Regions from separate parts of the Homo sapiens genome. Here all the other regions are linked to region 4. A link is a loop called in an ENCODE intact Hi-C map of the cell type or tissue named here. Cell type or tissue: PC-3. All regions are shown on one strand.

Region 1 (5,000 bases), 1.0 Mb after region 4:
TATTGCATACAATATTAAAAACCTTTCTCATTAAACTGCACTGTGGCATTAGATCAAAGAATCAAGGGCCTCCTATTGAACTCCTTTAAATATTACAAACATAAGAGCAAGTCTGGCTGTGCATAAAATAGAAACAAAGCCAATTTTTTTTGTCCACCCTCATCCTATAGCTGGCTGGAGAGAAACATTGCTTGAGAAATCTATTGTAAGTCAAACACGAAGAAACTTTACTTCTCGCAAATATTTAACAGGCATAAATGAATACTAGTCTCTAGAATTTCACTTTGACAGAAATTTTTCAGTAAATATGTTACTCCTTCAAAACTTTAAGCTACTCTTTCAAAAAGTATCACTCAACAGCATCACTTCAATTGCAAATCATAGAGGCAGTGGTTTCATCCTCACCACCCTGTGATCCAAACTTCTCAAGGAAACAAAGTTCTTACTACACGGGGGTGTTATTCCACTGTGTACTTCTAAAGTAACTTTGACTCATGTGCTTCTTGGCTGGCTTATATTGTCTATCAGTATCTGATGGAAGAACATAACTAACAAATATCTTATAAATTTGTTATTACTATACTTATCTCTGTTTGCTGGGAGACACTGCATATGTTATATCCCAAATTTCCACATACTCAGCATAAGCTATGCGCAAATTCCCACCAGCACATTTTATTTTATAGCAGTTATAATAGTTGTCTCTATATTATGGGTATATGTATATGTATGTGTACACACACACACACACACACCTAATTAAATCCCCAAAATGTACTAATCATTCCATGGAGGGTGAGTAAAAAAATATAACAGAAAAATCTGTTGGGAATTACATGCTGTAACTAAGTGCTTCAGCTAGCACAGGTTGTGGCTTATGCTGCAAATTTCTAGTTTATACAGTAGTTAAGAGAATGTATATACCTTAGACCCGTACAAGTTAAGCATAAAATGATAACTGAAACAGAACCCATCTACTTAGACTACCCAGATGTTTTATCTCTTTCTATTCTACCTGCTAATGCCTTTAAAGACAATAGAGAACAAAAAACATTAACATTACATTTTAGTTTTTTAAATAGTTTAAGGTAAAAACAAAAGCCAGATTAAGTCTCTAATCAATCATTTTACAATTCTAGATAGAAATTAGGTAAAGAAATAGGAAAACGAGATAAACAGTTAAGCCACAGTTTTCTTAAAATTCAGTTCGATTTAAAAGGAAGATTTATCCTCCCAAAGTATTTTGTAAAACAAAATATATTTATCTTTTCCAATGGAATTTTAGTAAGACAATGCTTTTCTTTTTTTTTTTTTTTAAAAAGGGAGAAAACACTACCAATTTCACCTCCCATCCTATATGAAATCTTCCCTAAAAATATCTTAAAATAAGAGAAGTTCAGGAAATATACCAATTGCAAATTTACTGTGAAAGATTCCATTTTAAATGATGATCACAGATCGTTAGTTATATTTAGCCTAGAGAGTTAATTATTATAATCTGAATCACAAAGACAAACAGAAGAGCAGCCTATTTTTCTGTAATGCATGTTCCTAAGGGACCTGCAAAAAACTAATATAAGAAGGTAAACCACCCTTCCCTAAGGATAGCGTTATTCCCTGACTTTCCAAATAAAAACTGTAGAGATATTAGCTTTCTTCATCTACAAGTTAGTTGTATATGCCAAGATATCTTAGCAGAGTTCAAAAGTATTCCATTTGCAAGGCATACATGTAGACCTGTAGGGGTAAAAAGAAATAAACATGTTCATAGAAATGTACATCTCAGATGATTCACCGTAACGATCAGATGTTACCCTCGGTAGAATTAGAGGAAAAAACACTGATGCAAAGTTTAAGTGAGAAATTATAATCATTATTGTTAACCATTTTATATATTTATATAGCCATTTTACAAATATAATTAAAAATCGGTATGTCATTCTCTATGTTGGACTAAATTACGACTAAGAATTTGTTGTCTACCAGTAATGGCTTTCTTTCAGGCTGTGGCTATAATTCTGTTAAGTTTAAAAGGGGGAAAAAAAATCACCCAAACATTGCTTAATGTAACTAATCAAGCATTTTCAAAATTAAGACTGGGAATGAAATGTTAGGCAGTATTTGCAGGGATTAAAAAATGTTGTAGTAGAACAGTACTGCCATCTACCGACAACTTTTACCAGTGCCTAGGGAGTGTTTCCAAGAGCAACCTCCCATTTATTTGTGTCTGACCCAAGGAAGACTTCAGAGAGACACTGTTCAAGTAACCAGAAAGAAGTAACATTCAGATTGGCCACGGTTTTACCTCTGACTTTTAAAGACTTAATATTTTCTCTCTTTCTATTCAAAAAGAGCATGGTTTTTTTAAAAAATTTTGAGTTGTTAAAATATAGTGACCCACACAATGAATACTTCCTAGTAACTAACATCCAGCCGAGAAGACGGCTATGCCTATTGCTACAGAATGCTCATGCTCCTACAGACAAATCTCCTTCAATGCAGTAATACACTGTATCCCGTATCCCCGATGCAGAATTAGATTCACTATATCCTCTAATGACAAAAGCAGATCACAAAATTTCATAAGCAAGATTGGATGTATTTATGTGTATGTCAATCATAAAGCATCCATATTACCACCCAGGAATCACTTTATTTGGGGTCACTGTGGGTCCAAGTCTGGCACTGGATTCCCGCGGTAGCATAAAAACCCCTTAGGGTTTAGTTGGTGGGGAAGTCGTGGGGCACACTGACATCCCAGATTTGACAGAACTCAGTAAAATTCTATACATACCAAAGACGGCAATGGCATCACCAGCAGGAAGAGCCATTGCACACCTTCTATAATGCTCAAGATACCAAGTAGATGCTTTACACAAGTTCTATCAGTTTTGTAACTTAAAAGTAGATGTTGAGTGGGGAAATATGCAATATAAAGACTCTTTAACCTATGTGATGGAGCAGCTGAAGAGCACAGCTAGTCTTCTAATTTTGTACATGGATGCTGCATCCCATTAATAATGTAAAATATATATATAATTTTGGTCTATGGATTTTAACGTTTTACGGAAAAACTGCTACTGCTGTTTTTTTTTTTTTTAAGACAGTAATCTGAAAACAGGTTACAGACAGAAAACATGTAAATGACAGATTTTAAAAAGGATTTAGTCGGCACTAACATAGCCCTTTTAGGCCACATAATTGAAGAACTCCAAGGAACCACAAAATAAACTGAAAACCCCAGACATAAAGAGATCCACTTATTAATTAAAAGCAGCTCTCTTTCGCTATTAAAATAAGGTTGGCCATGCATACTTTATTGCTGTCACAGTCTCACATGAGGCAGTATTCAAAACACATAAAAGTAAAGTTGAATAGTTCTCTATGTAGGGAATGGAGTTAAGTCATGTCTGCTTGCACAAAACTGTTTTGCAAAGCAGCCATATATAGAAGATCAGGGTGGAAGAAAAAAAAGACTAAAATGCATCAAATCTCAAATTCAATGCCTTTCTTTGGTAGGGACAGTGAGGTGTGCTATGGACAACATGAGTTGAATCAAGAAAGGCCTAAAACTTTCCTTGTTTTAAAACTAGAACTAGAAATCAAGACAATCACTGCAAAGAAAGAGACAGGGAACTAATTAAATAAATTACATACTAATTAAATACAAGTTATTTGGGAACTTTTTTTGTAAGTCTAGGTTTTGTTTTTAAACACAAAAAGTCTGTATCATACTGGTTTATCTGTGAGAAGAGGCACTGGTCACAAAAAAGAGAGACGGAGAAAGAAAGGGGGAAAAAGAAAAGAAACAGAATGACAACAGTAACTACCAATATTTCAAAATGTGGTTTTTAAGAATTTCCAAAAATCACACTTCCAAAAATCACAGAAATGTTGTGGCTAAAAAGTTCATTCCTGATACTAACTGTTCTTTAAAAGCCATGGGCAACCATATGGCAAAATCTAGAACTAAAATGAAAAGGACAAAATGTGTCCTTCCATATTTAATATTCATTTCTTGAAATGGATAATCTAGTGGTATCTTGAAGGAATAAACATATTTCTTTGCAATGACTTGCTGAATGTCAGAGCATAACAAGATTATTTACAGTCTTTAAGAAAAGTATGGAAACAAGAAATTCCTATAACAGATTATTTAAAAAAAACACTACCACCTTATTTTATGGGTTACTAATAATCATGTAACTCTTTCAACTGTAGGGTAACTGCCATACAATTACAATGCCTAGTTATTTATGTCTCACAGATTATATAGTACTAAAGAAAGTTACCTGTTACCATATGTAGACACTTGTGGTTGGCAGATGTGGAAAATACTTTACCATAAAGATCAAAATTGGCTTAAAAATTGACCTAGCATATGAACGTGATTTATTTATCTCCACTCCCCTCCCCCACCTCTGTTTTGTTTGCTTTTCCTGTGGATGAAAGAAGGAAAAATAGAAACTTCTAAAGAGATATACAGCTTTCCAGAGTCAATGGTTTAATCTAAGTGGAGTCAGCTACTGAACTTTATTCAGCTGGTTTCTCCCCAGAGCACGTCTTCACCGAAGTTTCTGTTTGACCTGTTTCATTTCCTTGGAAAATTCTGGCATTAAATGCAGCTATTACTGGTCTTAAGTTAGAAACATTCTTCTTGCTTGATTTTTTAAATATGATAATCACCTTAATTTTTTAATATAATAAGCACCTTCACACTCATCCTATGTTTCATGGTACTAAGAGACCTTCGGACGCCGCATGCTAGTTCCACTTTCCTACAAGTTTGTTTACTAGTGAAATTAAACAGTCAATCCCATTTATCTCTGAAATCAGCAGTGTCCCCTAGCAAGAGATAAGAGACAATGTGTGTTGTATAATTTACTGGGAACTAATTCATGGTGACCAATAAATTGTGCAGTCCTCCTAAAGCACCCCCTTTGCCGTGGTGAGATCCGCAGTGCCGACTCTCGTCCTGGCACTAAGATAGATAAGTCCTA
Region 2 (5,000 bases), 260 kb after region 4:
CAAAAGATATGACCAAAAATATATAAATCTCCACTAAACACATAAAAAGAATTTCACCTATACTATATATCAGGGAAATGCAAACCAAAACAATAAAATATTTTTCATCTATCGGACATCATTTAATTTAAACAATTATTGAAATGTTACATCTTGACAAGTAGAAAGGACACTCATAGTATAAATTGATTCAATTTGACATTGTCTATCCAAACTTGAAATGTGCATACTCTTTGATCTAGTAATTCCATTTTGAAGAATCCATATGGGAAAAAAACTCAATATGTGCACAAAAGTAGAAGATTCAATAAAGCATGGTTTGTTATTGAAAAAAATTGAGAAAGCAAATGTCCATTAATAAAGAAATGGTAAATAAATAATAGTGCATCCATATGATGCAACACTGAGGCAACATCAAAAAGAATGAGGTAGACTTTTTACTCATTTTGGAAAATCTTCTACATCTAATTAAGGAGAAGAGCAAGTTAACAAATAACAAAGACATAATCCCATTTGTTTTCTTTTCTTTTTTTTTTCCAGAGGGGCCATATATGGGTATATGTGTGCAAAGTAGACTTTATTAAAGAGTACTCAGGTTGGACACAGAGGAAGGGGACATTATAGCAACTTAAATGATTTTGAGCTAAATGTTATTCTTCTCTTTATGAGTCTTAGTAGGATGTTTACACTGACTGCCTTACCTTGTGTAGTGGCCCCCAGCCCCATGCCTTCTCAGTGGTTTTTCTCGTTTCTCAGTTTTTTTTTTAAGTTAATGCGTGTATATATGAAGCTATGAAATGCAATTATCTTTTTTTAATTTTTTTCTTTCTACTGTTTTTGTTTGGTAAATTAGAAGATTTTAATTTGCCTTGCTCATCAGATTCACTCAGCTTGTCATAGTGACTGGAAATACTCAATAATGGCTACATAAATGGATGGATAGAGGAACACAAACAGGCTCCCTTTTTTTCTTAGTTGCCAGAATCTCTAAAGGTGTTTATTGAAGATGGTTTTCACACCTTAGCCACGGAGAATGAAGAGGAGGTATCTGCATTTTAATAAGGAATTATGAAAGACAGAAAGAAAGGAATTTTAGCATGGAGTTTTGTTTGCAAGACACCTTCAGTAAAATATTCACTGAATGAATGACAAATTTCTGGTGTTGGAATTGATATAAAGGAGATATTTAGGGAGATTGAGTCTTTCCAGTATCTTAAAAATAATTATTGGAACAATTCAGGAGGACATTTGTTAAAAGATTTAAAAATCACTTATAATCTATCATTCTTACTCCTTTCTTTCCTATTTTCTTTAATAAGTAATGCCTGGTTACATTTTTGTTTTAGATTCAAACCGTACAGATGTTTGAATAGATAAAAATAAAAGATAAACAACTCTTTATACCCCTATTTCCACTCCCCTCCCAGAGGAAACCATCAGCCAATTAGATGTGTGTTTTTTTCTAGTACCCCCTCTGCATCTTACAGCTATCTATGTACATGTGCTCACTTTTTATTTTTGTCCAGATCTCCAAGGGGAAGTCATACCTAAGAAAATTACTAAGAAATTGATCCAAAATTTGAAACTTATTGTTGGAAGGCTGGTATTAGGGAAATGGTGTTATGTAAATAACTCATAATAACCTAAATTCATGCATGTAGGACTCACACAATGTGAGGACTACTTACATATATCATGAACCACTACCCTCTTAGAAAACTGAGTTTTCAGTGCACTGGTCTTTCACATGCTTTTAAAAAAAAACAATATTTCATAATGGATAGGGATATATAAATGTGGAGATAAAAATTGAGATTAATCAAAAAGTCTAGAGACTTGGCAGTAGGGGAAAGAGAGAATAAGAGAGAAATTTGGAAGAAGGCAGAGAGGCATGCGTAGAGCTAGGAGACCAGTTAGGTGTCTAATAGCCAGGCAAAAGAAGGTGGTAGCTAGGGGTAGAGATGTAGGAAAGTAGACAGACCATGGGGGTATATTTGGTAAGTAAAGTAGAGGGAATTTGATGAGGAATTATGCAGGAAAGGGGAATGTCGAGGATGAAGCCTACATTCCTAGGCTCGCATGACCAAATGGATGGTGTTGACTTTTGCTGAGTCATGGAGCACTGGAAGACAAGAAATGCGGTGGAGGGCAAGCAATGGCGCTCATGAGGTCAATCCTCAATAGACTAAACGGTCTTTCAAACAGCTAACTAGAGATTCTGAATAGGAGCTCAGAACAGCCTCATAGGCTGGAAATGTAAGCACAGAAATCACTGACCTCTAGATGTATGTGAGGTGATGTCAAGTGGGACAGACAGCTGCTGAGTAGAAACAGAAATGAGTGGTGGTGTATGGGGCTCAGAAAACAATACTCCAACATGAAAGCCTTAGAAGCAGCTCTCTCTGACTTTTTCCTTCCCTCCTGCCTCTGGCCCCTCATTTTCCTTGGAGGCTAGCCACAGAAACTAGAATCCCCCTTCCCCAAGGCAGGTCATAGAAGCCAGAACCCCTTTTCTCCAAAGCCAGCCATAAAACCTAAAAACCACTCCAGGTTTTCCCCCACTTTCCTGTGTAAAAACTGGCCATAGATAAATTATCTGACTTACCCTATTTGACTGTAGGTCATAAGATCCCCATTCCAGAAAGAGCCCTGCCACATACACAGAAGAAAGAAATGCATGCTCAGAGATGTCAAGAAGAATCTAGATGAACAAGCCTTACTGGGCTTCACCATTCAGTCTGTTAGCATTAGATCATACCTGTTTTGTCCAATCGCATTTCTACACAACTATCTGTACTTTGTTGAACCTAAACACAAAAATGGACAGTTTTCTCCTGTATCTTTGAGTCTTCCTTTTGAAGGCTCCCATGTCACTTAAAACTATGATCAAATGAATTTTTACGCCTTCTCTTCTATTAATCTGCCTTTTCCCGGTGATTTTCAGTGAGCCTCCAGAGGGCAACGGGGAGGTTTTTTTTTTTTTTTTGGCCCCAACAGGGGTCAGTGACAAAAATTACCCAATTATGACAGAACCAGATCTGGTAACCATAAAGTCCACTGAGATAAGGCCCAACTGCCCTCTAGTGGAATTCAAGCCATTTTAACAGCCTGCAACAAGAAATACATTAAGCTGATTTTCACATGACTGTGAGCAGAAACGCCCGTAGGCTTTCTGTGAAGAAAAAAAGTACCTCAAGGCAAGATGCTTACCTCTCTCTACAAGGCTGTCAATAAAATTAAGTTTCTCTATTAGTGGAACTTTTAAAAATACAGTGAATCAATAACTGAGGTTTTGAAATACCTGTCTGCAGTCTCTTTTCCAAAATTCAAACATCTGAAAGTTTCTAAAAACCAAAACTTGTTTGTTTGTTTTCTAAACTCACTTGGTGGCAAAACCTAACTTGATTTGAACTCATTTGGTGGCAAAATCTGACCTGAATTTCTAATTATTGACTATGTCTGCTGGTCCAGGCCCAGATGAGAGTGTTACATAGTAAATGCACCTCATTGCCTCTTTAAAAAAATCTAAAATATCTTTTAACAAATCTCAACTCTAAAAATTCTAAGTCTCATGTGTCCCTGAGGTTTTTATTTAAAGGATCAGGCAGATTACCAATGGCAGAAGATATCATAACATTCGATTTCTTTTTTTATTTTTTTTTCTCTTGAGACGGAGTCTTGCTCTGTCACCCAGGATGGAGTTCAGTGGCACGATCTTGGCTCACTGCAACTTCCGCCTCCCAGGTTCAAGCGATTTTCATGCCTCAGCCCTCTGAGTAGCTGGGATTACAGGCACCCACCACCACTCCCACCTAATTTTTGTATTTTTAGCAGAGACAGGGTTTCACCATGTTGGCCAGACTTGTCTGGAACCCCTCACCTCAGGTGATACACCCACCTCAACCTCCCAAAGTGCTGGGAATACAGGCGTGAGCCACCGTGCCCAGCCTGAATTTTTAATCATAGGGATGTTCAAAGAAGGAAACTTACCCTGAGTCATTTAAACAAAAACATATGCAGGCTCAAGTTATCTAAGATTCAGCAGAAGTGCAACAGGGAATCAGCAAAATACACAAGTACTAAAGTTTAACTTTTCCAGGATTTGCCATTGAATGGGCTGCCACTGTCCTGATAACGTGTGTGTGTGCATCATGCTTATGAATCAGGAGGCAGGCATCGGCTGTACGTTCTTCACTCTTCCTGAGCTGTAAGCCAAGGCCACGGGTATCCATGCTTTGACATATGCAGGAAATACAAGTGCAGTGGACTCAGTAAGAACCTAAGTCCTAATCTAGTTCTCATCTTCATATAAATCTTAAAATCAGAAAAATCTAGATGAAGATTCTATACCATTTTCCCTTAAGAAATACATAATAAATAATAATAAGCATTTTCTACTAAAACCATGCCAAGGGAAAAATACTGCATGCTCTGAAGGGCCCCTCACTACTTACATGGAAAAATCTATGATAATCTCATTCCTTGTGTTTTTCCAATTGTTGCATGGCCCAGGGCCGGAAGCAAGCCAGGGCAGAAATATCATTGAAAATTTTTATTTTATCTATATGTACTAAAAACAGACTAGTTTAAAATGCAATGCACTCTCCAAAAAAGAAGTACCTTAAATTCATTTAGAATTGGAGACTTTTACATGATGTTTATTCATTCATTCAGCATATATTTATTATGTGGCTCCTAGGCACCAAGAATTGCTCTAGATACAATGAATAAGACAAAGTCCTCCTGATTCATGTATGGGGCAAAGAAGCCAGGTAGCATTATCTGCATTTTACAGATGCAGAAACAAGATTGAAAAACAATAAAGGTAGTAGGAGAAAAAGTTGCCTGCAAGCCTTCTGCCATAAGTCTCTCTCTACTGACCCATGGCCAGTGCTGTGCAGCATTCCCAGAGGCCAAGGCAGACATCAGAGATAAGGCCTAGAACATTTGCAAGGTGAGCAAAGGAGAAAGTCACAGAGTGAGCCAGAACAGATACCTCC
Region 3 (5,000 bases), 80 kb after region 4:
GACTTTGATTTCCTTATCTATAAAATTAAAAGCAACAATTGAATTTGTTTAAAGATTTTTTGAAACACTTAAATCAGTCGATTACTGACCTTGGTGAAAACTGTTAGGGTCATCTAGTTGTTTTAACAAAACATCCCAAATTCAGAGGCTTACCACAAGAGTTTATTCTGTGATCATTATGTGACCAAATCCAGTGAGCCTGCTCCCGGAAGCTTTCTTCCATGTCTACATTGAGGAACTGAGGTTTCTTACATCTTGTGGCTCTTTCATTCCCTACACCTTGGATTCCTCTGCACCTGATCCACAAAAGAAAAAGGACAATCACTTAGTAAAAAACCTTTCATAGAAATGGCACACCTTATGTTTACTCAATTACAGCAGATTATATTATCCCACCTAGCTGCAAAGGGGACAGAGAGATGTAGTTCCTAGCTGTGCTGTCACTTTTCAGTGACAATGCTACATTACGGAAGGTGGAACACAAGTTTCGGCAGACAATCCCACAAACACCATCCTAATTAGAGCCAGTGATTCTGTGTAACCGTGGGAAAAGAAGTAATGGTGTTGGGAAAATTCAGTGAGTACCAGCATACTCGTATGGCTCCTATATTCAAGCAACACCCCATGGCACAGTTGATGGAATAGTTCATTTGCCAGGAAATATTAAGTTTTATTAATAAACTGTGGAAAGTCAGAATTTGAGCTAATATCTGCCCTACTACAGAATCTGACAGGGTCCTATGCTCTGCAGCATTTTATCCATCCAAAAGAGTCCTACCATTTCCAGTAGCAAGGTGCATTGACTCTATTTCCATCTTAAATCTGAAACCATTTCAGCCAGCTCTCTCCAGACTTCTGGCAATTATGTCTTATAAATTTCCCTGCTTAAGACTGGCTACATAATCTGTTGGTCCCAGTGAAAAATGAAAACCCAAGGCGCCTTGGTCAAAAAACAGGAAAAAGTTGCCATTAAAAGTACTAAAATATCAAGCTTTTTCCTTTCTTCTAGTGATCCCTCTCTGTCATGTTTTTTATTTGCTATCTAATGCCATCCTAAGTCAAGAAAAATTAAAATTTTAAGTTAATAACATAAATTTTACCGTTCACCTTCATATTGTGCCATGCCAATTTTAAATGTAAATATAAGAGCATTTAACTGGTAGGAGATCTCCAAAATTTCCCAGTTCATATTTACTGGCTCAACCCTGCAGGCCCTCTGAGCTGACCAGAAAGGGAAAATGCATATCAAACTCAGGAAGGTTGGAAGCAAGAAGAGAGAACTCCCCAAAACACAGAACCAATCCCTGGAGCAGTCCAAGCCACAGGTATACTTGCCAGAGAGAGTAGACGTCCTCCACCCTACTTCCACCCCTCACTACAAAGCCCTGGCTGGGGACCCAGTCCAGAGACATGGGGCATGTAGTGTGCTATCTCAGGTCCCACCAGCCACCCTTGGAGAAGTCGAGTTAGGCATCTCCCCTTCCCACTGGCCCAGCTCAGGGCAGACAGGTGAGTCCAAGAATCTTTAAACCTTTCCACCCAGAATCGCTCAGTCCCTAGATCAGGGTAGGCAATAGGCTGAATGCATGAGGTTCACCAGTGCTGGAAAGGCTGCCACCGGAGCTGCCTCCAGTTGCCACCAGCCTCCCACCCTGTCCTCCTGTATGTCCAGCCCAAGCCTCCCCCATTCTCCCACCCCCACTCCATGTCCCATCATATTTCACCTATACAACGCAAATTCAGGAATAAGATTATTAAGAATTTCAGGACTGCAATAGAAAAACATGAGGTCCTTCTGAGCATGGGCCTTGCACAGTCCTGCTGGCCACAAGCCCCATAAAGCCAGCCCGACCTCTACTTCAAATGAATCAGTCTTGAGGAATGATGTGTCTTTCCTCCAGCCAGGATGTAAATAAACCCTGAGACTCCACATGAACAAGCCTTGCCAAGGAGTCTCACTCAAAGAAACAGTCCTGTAAAATAACCATGAGTAATGAAAAATAATTCTATTATTTGCTTGTGTTATGCAAAGAGAATTTAACTCACAACTCAAAGCAATAATTTTTCAACTCCTAGTCTTCTACTTTACAATTCTCTCTCATCCAAGCTTCTCTATAGTCGTTTATTCTTCTCTTCACTTTCCTCTTTGCAGCAAAATATGTTCTCCCTGACACCAACCCCATAAAGCTTTTGCTCTCTTCCTTCCCCTCTACACTCTCCCTCAGCTGTTGTGTAAATCAACTCAGCCACTTGGTTTTCTTTCATTTTTTCCTCTGCCTTGACTGTTACTAAGGTTCTCTGATCCAAAGGGGAGCCCAGAAACTGATGCAAAGGACAACAATCTTTCCCGCTGACAAGAGTGGGAGCAGGGCACAGACTGCACATACACATTCGGCAATGATATGTGTCCTAAGTACATGTTAATAATTTCATCACACATGTTGACTTCATTTATCCCCTAGAATAGCTCTTGATGCTGTAGCCTCTAAACAGCAGCTCTCTCTCAATGACTAGTAAAAGCCACAAGCGCTAAGTTTAAAGAAAACCTGAGGGCAGAGCTCAGCTATGGCACCTGCTAACTATGTGACACTCTTTGGGTCATTTAATCTGAGCCTTTCATTTCCTCTGTGATGTGTATAAACCAGTATTTGGGGGTAACCCTGGAAGCCTAAGGAATTGACTCTTTCTCAGTCCCATATATTAATTTATATATTAATAAGTAATATTAACTGATCTTAAGAAAATGCATTTCAAGGAAAAGAGGGCGGCCTGAATTAAAGAAAAAATGTCTTTTTGGAAGAGACACTGGGTTAGTAATAGTTCATCAAAGCTTTCTGAACTTAAGTAGAATATCTCCAAACACCACTTCCTATTTTCTATTTTCCAGTTACCTATTTGTGACTAATGGTTTGACTCTCAAACTTTCCGATTAATAGTCTGACTCCCAAATACCTTGATTCCAGGAGAGAGGCCATAACTCCCAAGTACACCGATGATAATTGATGTGTCATATTATGAATTAAAATGTTGGCATTCTGAATTCATTTGTCCCTTCACAAAGGGGATACATTGTGAGAAATGTGTTAGGTGATTTCGTGATTGTGTGTACATCATAGAGTGTATTTACACAAATTTCGAATTTACCCCCCAAAATCTTTCTTTAATAATAAGTTTTTAGCTTATTATAACTTTTTTACTTTATAAGCTTTTTAGTTTTTAATTTTTTTGACTCTTTTGTAGTAATACTTGGCTTAAAAATCACGTTGCACAGCTGTACAAAAATATTTTTTCTTTATATCCTTACTCTATAAGCTTTGTTCTAGTTTTTTTTTTGTTGTTGTTGTTGTTGTTGTTGTTTTTAACTTTTTAAACTTTTTTGTTAAAAACTAAGACACAAGCACATACATTAGCTGAGGCCTACACAGGTTCAGGGTCATCAATATGCCTGTCTTCCACCTCCATATCTTACCTACTCCTGGAAGGTCTTCAGGAGCAATAACACGCATGGAGCTGTCATCTCCTATGACAATGCCTTCTTCTGGATACCTCCTGAAGGACCTGCTTGAGGCTGTTTTACAGTTCACTTTTTTTTCTTTTTTCAATAAGTAGACAAAGTACACTCTAAAATAACAATCAAAAGCATAGTTTAGGCTGGGCATGGTGGATCCCGCCTATAACCCCCTCACTTTGGGAGGCCTAGGCAGGCGAATCACCTGAGGTCAGGACTTCAAGACCAGCCTGGCCAAAAGTGGTGAAACCCCATCTCTACTAAAAATACAAAAATTAGCCAGGCATGGTGGTTTATGCCTGTAACTCCAGCTACTCGGGAGGCTGAGGCAGGAGAATCGCTTGAACCTGGGAGGCAGAGGTTGCAGTGAGCTGAGATTGTGCCACTGCACTGCAGTCTGGGTGACAGAGCCAGATTCTGTCTCAAAAAAAAAAAAAAAACATAGTTTAGTAAATACATAAACCAGTAATATAGTTATTATCATTATCAAGTATTATGTACTGTACATTACTGTATGTGTTATAGTTTTATAGGACGGGCAGCACAGTAGGTTTGTTTACACCAGCATCATCACAAACACGTGGGTAATGCATTGCACTACGACATTAGAAAAATGGCTAGGACATCACTGGGTGATAGGAATTTTTCAGCTTCATTATAATCTTGTAGGACCACCTTCGTATATGTGCCCTGTCATTGACCAAAAGGTCATGTGGCACATGACTTTATATCGGTCTTGTGTGAATTTAGGTAGTGTGAGACCATTGCTGAAATCCTGATCATTTCAGAGTATATACAATTCTATAGGTTATTAAGTTGATAAACCAAGTATAAACCTGAAATGTAGTGACCCATTAATCAATATTTCTAACTGAACTCCACCTGATACCTTAGCAATATGCAAACCTAGATGACTAAAAGCTAACTACTAGGTTGCTGTAAAAATTAAGGAGATAATGCATGTGAAAGTCTCAAGAACAAAGTCTGACATATACAGTTGCTTCAAGTTTTTATATAATAGATTTTCTTATTTACCCAATTTACATTTGTTTGAATGTGTGATCATTAAGACTACAAGGATCATTTGTGTTTAATTTCTGCTTCTAGAGGAAGAAAAAATACTCTGTGTCTTATGCTCTAACAATGGATATGGAATCTTGTCTAAGGTTTTGATCATGTTAAGAGAAAAAAATAAAATTTCAGAACTTCTGCTAGTTTTTTGGCATATGTTTTGTTTTAGGTTAGCAAATATTCTTAAACATTTTTTGCTGTAAAATGGTAGTCACCCACATTAAAAAGTCTTTTATCTTAAAACATGCTCAACAATATGCCTGGTTAAGAGTAGGGTACAGAAAGCAAAATTACATTGCATAAAAAATTAATGAGAATTTTGGGGCTGGAGTCTAGCAGGTAGACTGGGACCAGGGACAAGAAGATGAAGGCAAGGCAAAACTTAAGGAGGGCATATAGATGGCAAAAATGTGGGAGGACA
Region 4 (5,000 bases):
GTCCAGAGACAGCTGGAGAAAGTTGGGGAAGTCTCTGTCTTGTGGGTCAGCTTCTCCTGGCTAGTTCCTAAAACTGGGAACAGTTCCAGGAACAAGCTGCAGCTGAGGACACAGAGAACAGAACTGAGAACAGAAACCAGGGACAGTTGGGAGACATAGCTGTGGGCAAATCTAGACCCTTGTGGATGAAAGTTGGCTGGACCTGGTGTCATTGGGCAATGACCACAGGAAGGAACAGATAAACAAGAAACATTGCATGGTCTTAAAGACACAGGAAAAGCCTCAAAATCGAAATAAAGAGCAAGATGATTTCTGTGAGTAGGCCTGTGGGAAGTGGAGAAGGAGGGTGGCTCTGGAGAAATCTCAGATACTGAAAATATCTGTTTTTGTTATATTACTAAGAGCCACATCAAATATGACATGGTTTTTGAACCACTTCTATACCTTCATTAATTAGTTGTGTTTTTGTTCATTCATAAAGCACTGGTTTATCATAAATGAATTAATTCTAAGCATCATTCCTTTTAATCCTCTAAAATAATCAAGTTTTATTGTATACAGTCTTAATTACAAAGTCCAGATGAGGTCACAGAATAGAAACTTTTCACATTAAATATTTCTCCCCCACAGAACACATTGTTTTCTCAGTCTACTGGAGTGGAGAGGAACAGATATAAATTATGTCAAAAGAAAACAAAATGTCTCCCTTAAAAGGGATTAGAAAACTAGAAGGAAGACTTAGAGTTCTGCAAACAGTGGATGTGTGGTTGATGTTATTCATGAAGGATGATAAAGTTAGGGATAATGGAATAAAATGAGGCAAATTGAAGTTAACCTTAGCCCTGAAAATAAAGATCTAAAATATGAACAGTTTATGAAGATATTTATTAGTCCACTCATCTTCTGATCTATAGATCAAAACCAGTGACTTCCTATTCATAAATTACTGCTTGGGAGTTAGTTGGGCAATTTTGGAAGGTTTTCAACTCCCAGGTCATTTGAGAGCTATTAATGTAAGAGCTACTTTGCTAACTGGTACCCTAAGGAGCTTGTAAGAATTAAGAGAGACAGAAGTGACTTCTGCACTTGGAGAATTTGGCCAAGAATAAGACAAATAGGAAATGGGATAGATCCTTTTGTGATTCAGGCAAGTCAAAAGGAGAGTTGAGATTTACATGCCCTTCTTCAGCGATTCTCAATCCCAGTAAATTGCAAGAGAGACAGAAGAGCCCTTATCTTGATTAGTGTCTCCATTCCCCTGTAGCCCTCTAGCAACTTCCTTTGAGACAAACTTATCATTGAGGATTCAGCGAGCAATTGCATTCCCATGTGTTTAATTTGTCATTAGAATATCACTATGTATCTTTCATAGTGCAACATTTATAATATTTTAGTAGAGTATTATAATTAAAATAATCTGACTTGATTGCACAAACTTTATTCTGGCTAAAAGATGCTGTCCCTGACACAATTTTTGTTAAAAATTTAATACTTATTTTTCAATGGAAAAGACTGGTTTCTTGTTACAGCCACAGTGTATTAGTTCACTTGATGATCAGCTGATATAATGCCCCATCACTCCTCCATCCAGTAAGATGGAATTCATATTTTGAACTAACTTCTGTCCTACACCTCAAGTCAGAGCATGCTGATCAAGCCATAGCAGTGCTTCTCCCACACTGGGCAGAAATTCTCTTTTTATTTATGTTTATATACAAAGTACATGCAAGGCATCAACACAGAGAATAGGGTAAGTATGCAATAGGTGTTTGTTGAGTGACTAAATGATGCTTATCATTTCTGACACTCAATACATGGAAATACTCTGCAAAGCCTACACAAAGCATGGCTTTAAATCACTTGTTTAGAAAATATATACAAAAATTTTACCATGTTGTTTTTCATTAAACCAGTTTAATCTCTCTTGTCACATTTCATAATGTAACTTGAATTGTTATATGATGTATTACTAGATAATTATTCCCTTTAAAGCCCTGAGTGTTAGGATTATCAAATGATCGATTCAGTAAGGCGATTGCTGCCTTAGACAAATTTTCAGCATTTCAGGAGGATATTACTAAAATTAGGCCTTCTTAACAGCTAAAGTTCCACTGATTCCTATGTGCTAGGGTGCCCTACAATTGTCCTAAACCCTCTGTAAATTTTGCCTATGTGAAAAGCAGAAGTGGTCTTTGGAACATAAAGAGCCTTTGTAACACGTTTTCATTACACTGGAAATTAACTGTTCCTGAATGCTAGATTTCTTAAACAAAGAAAGTCTTTGATATTGGGGCACCTTCTTATTTCAAAACTTGCCATGGGACAATATGCTGGCTATCTCAGGGTCTGGGTCAAGAAAAATGTGAAAAAGTCTGGGCCATTTCAACGTCTTTTTTGGCTATAGACAACCTCACTTGCATCTAACATACCAGTGATTTTAAGAACTTTGGAGGTGAATTACATTATTCTGTATAAAATATTTTTGTCAGAGGTTTGAACAATGACACTGACAGTGCAATAATTAGGGAGGAAGGAATCTCGAGGAACCCTCTAGTCTATCCCTCCTTTGGAGCAGTCCAGAACCTTACAAATTACTCTCCATAAATAAGGATTCGGGCTGAAATTTAGAGACCTGCAGACCAGAAAAACTGTGGTCTACTCCAGTGGTTTCTCCCAAACTCAATTCCTCACACTGCAATTTCTATGTTATGTGGAAAAGTTATCGTTAGCACGTTGATAGTCTATTAGATGGTAGCATTATTTGAAATATGAGCTATTCACAGGCAATTTTACTTTTTCACTATAATCACCTCAGATCAGATTTTGAATGAGCCTTTCTTTTTTGCTGGGATTAGAGAAGAAAATGCTTTTAGCTGAAGCTTCCCTTCTCCTCCCCCTCACCTAGGGCAATCCAGCTCAATCTGGACAAAACTCAGCTATGCTGAATGATTTGCCACAGGTGTATTCCCCCAAAAGAATGTGCAGTCTCCAAACCTCCAAATGACTGGTGTCATTTGGACACATCTCCATTGGGTGGCAGTACATGTTCAGAACAACCTAACATGGTTACTTTAGCACATTATTCCTGAAATAAAATCTGCTCTTTATTTTCTTAAATTCTAATAACAATCTTCCTTATCAAGTGACAAATCTTCCAATTCAGTGACCATGTAGTTGATAAAAGATGAATATAAATTAAACTGTTTTCCAATGTTTATTTTAATTAATGGTTGTAGAATCTATATATTTTTTGTTCACTATTATATCACTGATATCTAGTTCAGTCCTTGCCAAATAGTAAGCATTAATGATAGCATTTAAAACATAACTTTATGCCAATATAAAATCTAAAGACAAATTCTGAATTCAGAAAAATAATTTTTCTTCTCTATTCAACCTACTGACTAGGGTTTCAGCGTAAGCTATCCCATACTTGGTAATCTAAACCGTATTAAACTCAGTCATTATTTTTATCTGGCATAGTTTAGAGACATGTGCAATATCTTGTTTTTAATACAATATAGGTGGCAGTCGTTCAAGTTACCATGTACCATTAAATCATGTATATGGTCATGCAATCAATTTTCTATTTCTTACAGCATTTGTATTCCACAATAAAGAAGAAGAAAACTAGAACTAGTGAAGTGAAAGCAGCCAGTCATGATGATCTTAGGGGTTTTGATTCCTGTTAATCTCTGTTTTGATGTTTATTTTTATTGAAGATGCTTTTTAAACTAGTTTATTGAGCTAGGGCGCATTTTGGAAAGGGTTTTTGGCTATGGACAAATACCATCTGTATTAAAGTAAACTTGGAATTATTTGTAAGAAAAAAGATTATTAGTACAAACCAAAAGCAGAAAAAGATCCCAAAATGAGTCCTTGGAGAAAGCCAAGAAGAATATACAGGTTTGTTGAAAACATTTACAGCAAGTGGATATTTCAACTAAATAATCGTCATTTAAAATCTATTATTCCACAGTGGTAGTTGTAAGGTAAACTGCCTCACTATTACTTAAATGATTCTTAAGGATTTTAATAGAAAATTACAGTTCATTAAAAAGAAGCTGAGTGGAAATAAACATACATATTATTTTAACATACATACTCATATTTTAAAAGTTTATGTTCATGTGTAAGTAGACATTTTTACACATCATATGAAGGAAAATATAAGATTATTTCTTTGCTATAATTGTAAAAGCTATAATCAAATAGATTTTCAGAGATTTTTTTAAAAGTTTCTTTCAATTTTGCCAGTTAAAGGCAAATTAAACCACAAGTACAAGTTAAATCATGGAGCACTAGATGAGCAACATACCTAGTTTCTTTCTTTTCTTTTATTTCTTTTCTTTTCCTTTCTTTCCTTTCTTTCTTTCTCTGTTTCTCTCCTTTCTCTTCTTCCTTTCCTTTCCTTTCCTTTCCTTTCCTTTCCTTTCCTTTCCTTTCCTTTCCTTTCCTTTCCTTTCCCCTTTCCTTTCCTTTCCTTTCCTTTCCTTTCCTTTCCTTTCCTTTCCTTTCCTTTCCTTTCCTTTCCTTTCCTGTTTCACTCTTGTTGCCCATGGTGCAGTGCAATGGCGTGATCTTGGCTCTTTGCAACCTCCACCTCCCGGGTTCAAGTGATTCTCCTGCCTCAGCCTCCTGAGTAGCTGGGATTATAGGCATGCACCACCATGCCTGGCTACTTTTGTATTTTTAGTAGAAACAGGGTTTCACCATGTTGGTCAGTCTGGTCTCAAACTCCTGAACTCAGGTGATCGGCCCTCCTCAGCCTCCCAAAGAGTTGGGATTACAGGCATGAACCACCGTGACCGGCCCTATTTTACATTTATAGAAGTACAATCAGCATTGAATGCAATGTAAAGAAAGTTAAATTTTAGTTTTCCTTGGCCATTACTTGAGGAAACCAACCAACGATACTGTTTACCAAAGGAGTGTGACATACACAATCCATCAGACAAGAATATAACCCATCCGTTGGTAATAGAACATATAGTATTTTT
Region 5 (5,000 bases), 200 kb after region 4:
TATCAAAAAATATTTTCCGTTTCTCTCGTATGCCCTACTGTTGCCTGTACAGAGATGTGGAAATTGCTCATCATTCGTTTACGTATCTATTGCTCATTGACTAAAAGCTCCTCCAGAGTAGGGTGCATGTTTTACTCATCTTTGTCCCCGGTAACAATAATCTTTGATGACTAAATAACATATGAAATGATGCTTGAACTGAGATATCAAATGCAAACAGGAAATGGGTTAAAAAATAAAAAGAAGGAGGTGGCATCTTGCAACTGCAGGTAACCAGGTTTCAGAGACATGACAGGCTGCTGTACATTCAAGGAATTGCAAGCAATTCAGAGAGGCTGGGACTTCCAGGTTCATGGGGAATGGAGGAAAATGGGGCTGGGATGTTGACCAGGTTTGCAAGCTTCATGAACAAGTTTTGACTTCATGAACAAGTTTTGACCAAAGGCAATGGGAAGCTGTTAAAAATTTTAAGCAATACTCATCAGATCGGAAGTACGTCTTCTAAAGTACATTCTAATAGTCACGTGCTGATGGATTGTAGTGATACAGCTCCATCTCAGGGAAAGACTTCAGGGACTCTTGGGAATACAAGTAAAAATGGACCAATCAAGTCACTTCTGACCCAGACCACAGCCCCATCCTTGGGCACAACTTAGTACAGCTCCAATGGTGAAAACCCCTTCAGAGTGACATAGGCCACTTGCTGCGAATTCCTATTTCTTAAGAACCAGCATCTGCATCAGAATACCACAATTTTATTTTCTCACAAGCTTCTTGATCTGTCCTCACAAAAACATTTAGATTTCTTTTTTTTTTTTTTGAGATGTAGTTTCACTCTTGTTGTCCAGGCTGGAGTCAATGGTGCGATCTCACCTCACTGCAATCTCTGCCTCCCAGGTTCAAGCAATTCTCCTGCCTCAGCCTCCTGAGTAGCTGGAATTACAGGCATGCACCACCACACCCAGTTAATTTTGTATTTTTGGTAGAGACGAGGTTTCTCCATGTTGGTCAGATTGGTCTCAAACTCCCGAATTCAGGTGATCCGCCCACCTTGGCCTCCCAAAGTACTGGGATTACAGGTGTGAGGCACTGCGCCCAGCCAACATTTAGATTTTAATTAATTAAATTTTCCTTCCAACGTAGTATTTTTCTAAGAGCCTACTCCATTGAGGTCTTGGAAGACCAGGCCATTTAGCCTCCACTCCTGGAAAGGCCTTGCTCTTTCTATTCCCACTTTCCTTGAGGCACAAAAGCAAACACATATGGACAAGGAGAGCAAAACTAGTAATGTTCACTGGAGTGTGTGAAACTGTTAGGGTAGTCATCACTGCATGAAATATGGCCTTTCCCATCCAAGTTTCCACTCCAATAGAGAAATGAGGTTGGATTGTAGTTTACATTGTCCTTCACTTGGTGCAGTTTTCTCCATTCTGACATTTTTATAAATTTAAAACAAAGAATCTTTGGGCTTTCCTGATACTGACACCAAATTCTGCCTGTAATTATGTCCACATTCACCAACTAAGTCACTGTTCTCTATATGAGTAAGTCACCAGCTATAACTATATTGAGGAAAGAACCCCCAATCTAGCATCATACCCAGCCCTACCAGGCCTGTGTAAGCTTGAATACTTCTTGATGTAGCCCTCAGCCTCAGCTTTCTCATTTGTAAAAAGAAAAAGGAGGATAGATGTTAATTCTAAATGATGGCCTTTAGCAACCCTTCTGACTCTTCGATGCTTTGATAAATGCCCAAATGAAACCTGAGATACAAAATAGCACATGCCATTGCATGTGAGCAAAAGAGATTTCCACGTTCATCAAAGTATCCTCCTCACCATCCTCAAGGTTGATCTTAGGTTCAGAAAGGCTACAGACTCATCAGAAGGCAAACCACAATAACAAAAGAAAGTTCTCCTAAAAACCGGTATGCCATTGTTTCCTTTTTAGTTAAAGTAATGGGGCAGAAATATTTTTCTCTTTTCATTGTCTTTATTTACATTTGCTTTGTTCTACATTTTCTATTTTTAAATAGATAATACAAACTCCAAAAGGTTGTTCAGTGAAATTAATGTAAATCACCCTTCCTTCTTTCTCCCTCCCTTTACCCTAGCCACCCAGTTTATCTCCCCTGAGGCCACCACTGTTCCTTGTCAGAATTACTTTTGCTACTAGATATCATCAGAACTATTTTTTATTAATGCAAAAATAATTCCTAGTTGCATTAACATTGCCTTCATTTAAGCAGGTGATTATAGTAAACATATAAGGCATGTGGGCCTATTTGTTTGCTCTAGCTCCTGCTTAACTATTTCCTTTGGCTTGAGTGCCTTGAGGTAAATCTAAGGTCAACGTCTAGCTGAGTCAATGTACAATGGTGACACAGCAACACATTTAAGACATCTGGTAAGCAGGGAAGCCAGGCAGAAAGAGTTAAGAATGGAAATTTCAAAATCATTCTTCACTCTACCCACAGTTCTTTAGAATGAGAGGCACCTGCTTGAAATACATGAACTTTAATAAGAGCCTCTGACTCAGAAAGTTCTACCTCCCTAAAGAACTTGGGGGACCCAAGTGTAAGTCTGTAGAAATCACTCGGAACCTTCCAATGAAGAAATTGACTTTAAGGGAAGCTCAGTTAGTTTTTACCGGTTTGCAAGAACTCTGTGGACCACAATTTAATGTTAAACACAGCACAAAAAAAGACTGTTCTGTCTTAGCAGAGACCAATCAAGAGCCAAAGCCTATGGAGGACCAATCAACAGCAAGGGAGGTGCAGGAATTCCAGCAGAAAGGACAATAAAACTGGCTTACATAATTTAAAGAGAGTGTGTTGCATCCCTTAGCACCTACTCACTAACAGTGTTAATGACATCCCTTCAGGGAAAGAATTTTCTACCTAAGAAGAAACATAAAAATTGAACTTTACAGATGAAGCCAAAGATGACACAATGTAATGCAAGGAAACAAGCCTTCAAAAGCTTGCATTGTTAATATTTTGGCATTGTTTTTCTGATGGGCTGAAACACATTATGAATAAAACAAGTCTAGATGATGCAAGAGAATGCAACTGATCAAACGCAAATTTCAAGTCTTGTTTGTTTCCATTACATCCACAGTGCCAGTTTTAGAGGTTACTTTTCAGTCTTTATTAGGGCAACCTGAAGACATTAGACTTCCTATTGCAGTGGTTTATAACAAAACCTCTTCTAATGGATATTAGCATTAGATATTAAAGAGAAGATAATAAGAAAACATGAGATTTAATTATGAGATCCAAAGATGTTTGCATAATTTAAGTTTTATTGACTCCAAGTGTTGAACTGAATAACATTTGATATGATCCAAACACAAACAACCTAACCAGTGCATTGCAGATCATCAACATCAAGTTATCTTGTTCTTTAACGAGTTCTCCAAGTTCTCTAAGGAGCTGATATATTTTTCCTATTCTCTTTTCCCTAATTATGTTTCCCCAGGGTTGTTCTCATGCACAAGAATCATGCGGAAAGAATCTTCCTAGCTTTCCCTCCCACGAGAATTATGTACACTTGACTTGGCACAGAACAGACCTGAAGTAAAACCCTGACATGGCCCTAACACCTTTGAAATTTAGAAGCTTTAAGATATACTAACCTGAGTTACTAAAGATCCTAAAGAAATTTAGCTCAATTGAGCCCTATTGATAGATGTAATAATTGTTGGCTCTTCTAAACATTGAGCCATTATTTCTAGAAAGTTATTTTGAACTTTGCAATTTTTTTTGTTAAATGATTTATAGAGGTCAACTTAATTAACCTCTAGACTGGCTTCATTGATGTACACAATCTTTAGTCCAGGAGAACTTAAATGTGAATACCATTATAGATAAGTGGCTTAAAAATTTTTCTACCATGTTACTGGTACAAAAACAGACACATAGACCAATAGAACAGAATAGAGATATCAGAAATAAGACCTCACATCTACAACCATCTGATCTTCAACAAACTTGACAAAAACAAGCAATGGGGAAAGGATTCCCTATTTACTAAATGGTGACGGGAAAACTGGCTAGCTATATGCGGAAGATCAAAACTGGACCCCTTCCTTACACCTTTTACAAAAATTAACTCAAGATGAATTAAAGACTTAAATATAAAATCCAAAACTATAAAAATCCTAGAAGAAAATTTAGACAATACCATTCAGGACATAGGCACGGGCAAAGATTTCAACAGAAAAACAAAAACAAAAACAAAAGCCAAAATTGGCAAATGGGATCTAATTAAACTAAAGAGCTTCTGCACAGCAAAAGAAACTATCATCAGAGTGAACAGACAACCTAAGAATGGAGAAAAATGTTGCAATCTATTCATCTGACATAGATTTAATATCCAGAAGGAACTTAAACAAGTTTACAAGAAAAAAACAAACAACCCCATTAAAAAGCGGGCAAAGTACATGAACAGACACTTCTCAAAAGAAGACATTATGCAGCCAACAAACATATGAATAAAAGCTCAACATCACTGATCATTAGAAAAATGCATATCAAAACCACAATGAGATACAGTCTCACGCCAGTCAGAATGGCAATTGTTAAAACGTCAACAAACAACAGATGCTGGCAAGGCTGTGGAGAAATAGGAACACTTTTACACTGTTGGTGGGCATGTAATTTAGTTCAATCATTATGTAAGACAGTGTGGTGATTCCTCAAAGACCTAGAATCAGAAATACCATTTGACTCAGCAATCCCATTGCTGGGTATATACCCAAAGGAATACAAATCTTTCTATTATAAAAATACATGCATGCACCGTTCACAATAGCAAAGACATGGAATCAACCCAAACGCCCATCAATGATAGACTGGATAAAGAAAATGTGGTACATATACACCATGGAATACTATGAAGTAATAAAAAGGAATAAGAGCTTGTCCTTTGCAGAAACATGGATGCAGCTGAAAGCCATTATCCTCAGCAACGTTACACAGGAACAGAAAACCAAACACC

What was found. Peaks named below come from ENCODE experiments on the same cell type or tissue, not always from the same donor. Only the 100,000 strongest peaks of a DNase experiment are listed, where the experiment ranks them.
Region 1: a loop joins it to region 4, with 11 times the contacts of the local background. A loop is called at or near these places in 66 of 110 quality-filtered maps.
Region 2: it touches region 4 in a loop (12-fold over the local background); 32 of 110 quality-filtered maps call a loop at or near these places.
Region 3: a loop joins it to region 4, with 6 times the contacts of the local background. A loop is called at or near these places in 5 of 110 quality-filtered maps.
Region 5: a loop joins it to region 4, with 12 times the contacts of the local background. A loop is called at or near these places in 4 of 110 quality-filtered maps.

What each region holds. Positions count from the first base shown.
Region 1 is chr5:54,215,900-54,220,899 of GRCh38, forward strand. The region is part of intron 1 of ARL15 (ARF like GTPase 15); the gene reads right to left. Among named protein-coding and RNA genes, the nearest start is that of ARL15, 92 kb to the right of the region's middle. In PC-3, a CTCF peak has its summit at 2,171 (motif pointing left); a DNase peak (open chromatin) is centred at 2,182.
Region 2 is chr5:53,427,760-53,432,759 of GRCh38, forward strand. No RefSeq gene overlaps it. Among named protein-coding and RNA genes, the nearest start is that of FST, 50 kb to the right of the region's middle. In PC-3, a CTCF peak has its summit at 3,086 (motif pointing left); a DNase peak (open chromatin) is centred at 3,062; H3K27ac peaks cover 4,408 bases.
Region 3 is chr5:53,247,846-53,252,845 of GRCh38, forward strand. No RefSeq gene overlaps it. Among named protein-coding and RNA genes, the nearest start is that of MOCS2-DT, 140 kb to the left of the region's middle. In PC-3, no CTCF peak of the experiment used is centred here; a DNase peak (open chromatin) is centred at 1,896; H3K27ac peaks cover 2,899 bases.
Region 4 is chr5:53,167,907-53,172,906 of GRCh38, forward strand. No RefSeq gene overlaps it. Among named protein-coding and RNA genes, the nearest start is that of MOCS2-DT, 61 kb to the left of the region's middle. In PC-3, a CTCF peak has its summit at 3,034; a DNase peak (open chromatin) is centred at 3,005; H3K27ac peaks cover 689 bases.
Region 5 is chr5:53,366,354-53,371,353 of GRCh38, forward strand. No RefSeq gene overlaps it. Among named protein-coding and RNA genes, the nearest start is that of FST, 110 kb to the right of the region's middle. In PC-3, no CTCF peak of the experiment used is centred here; DNase peaks (open chromatin) are centred at 138 and 2,358; H3K27ac peaks cover 3,792 bases.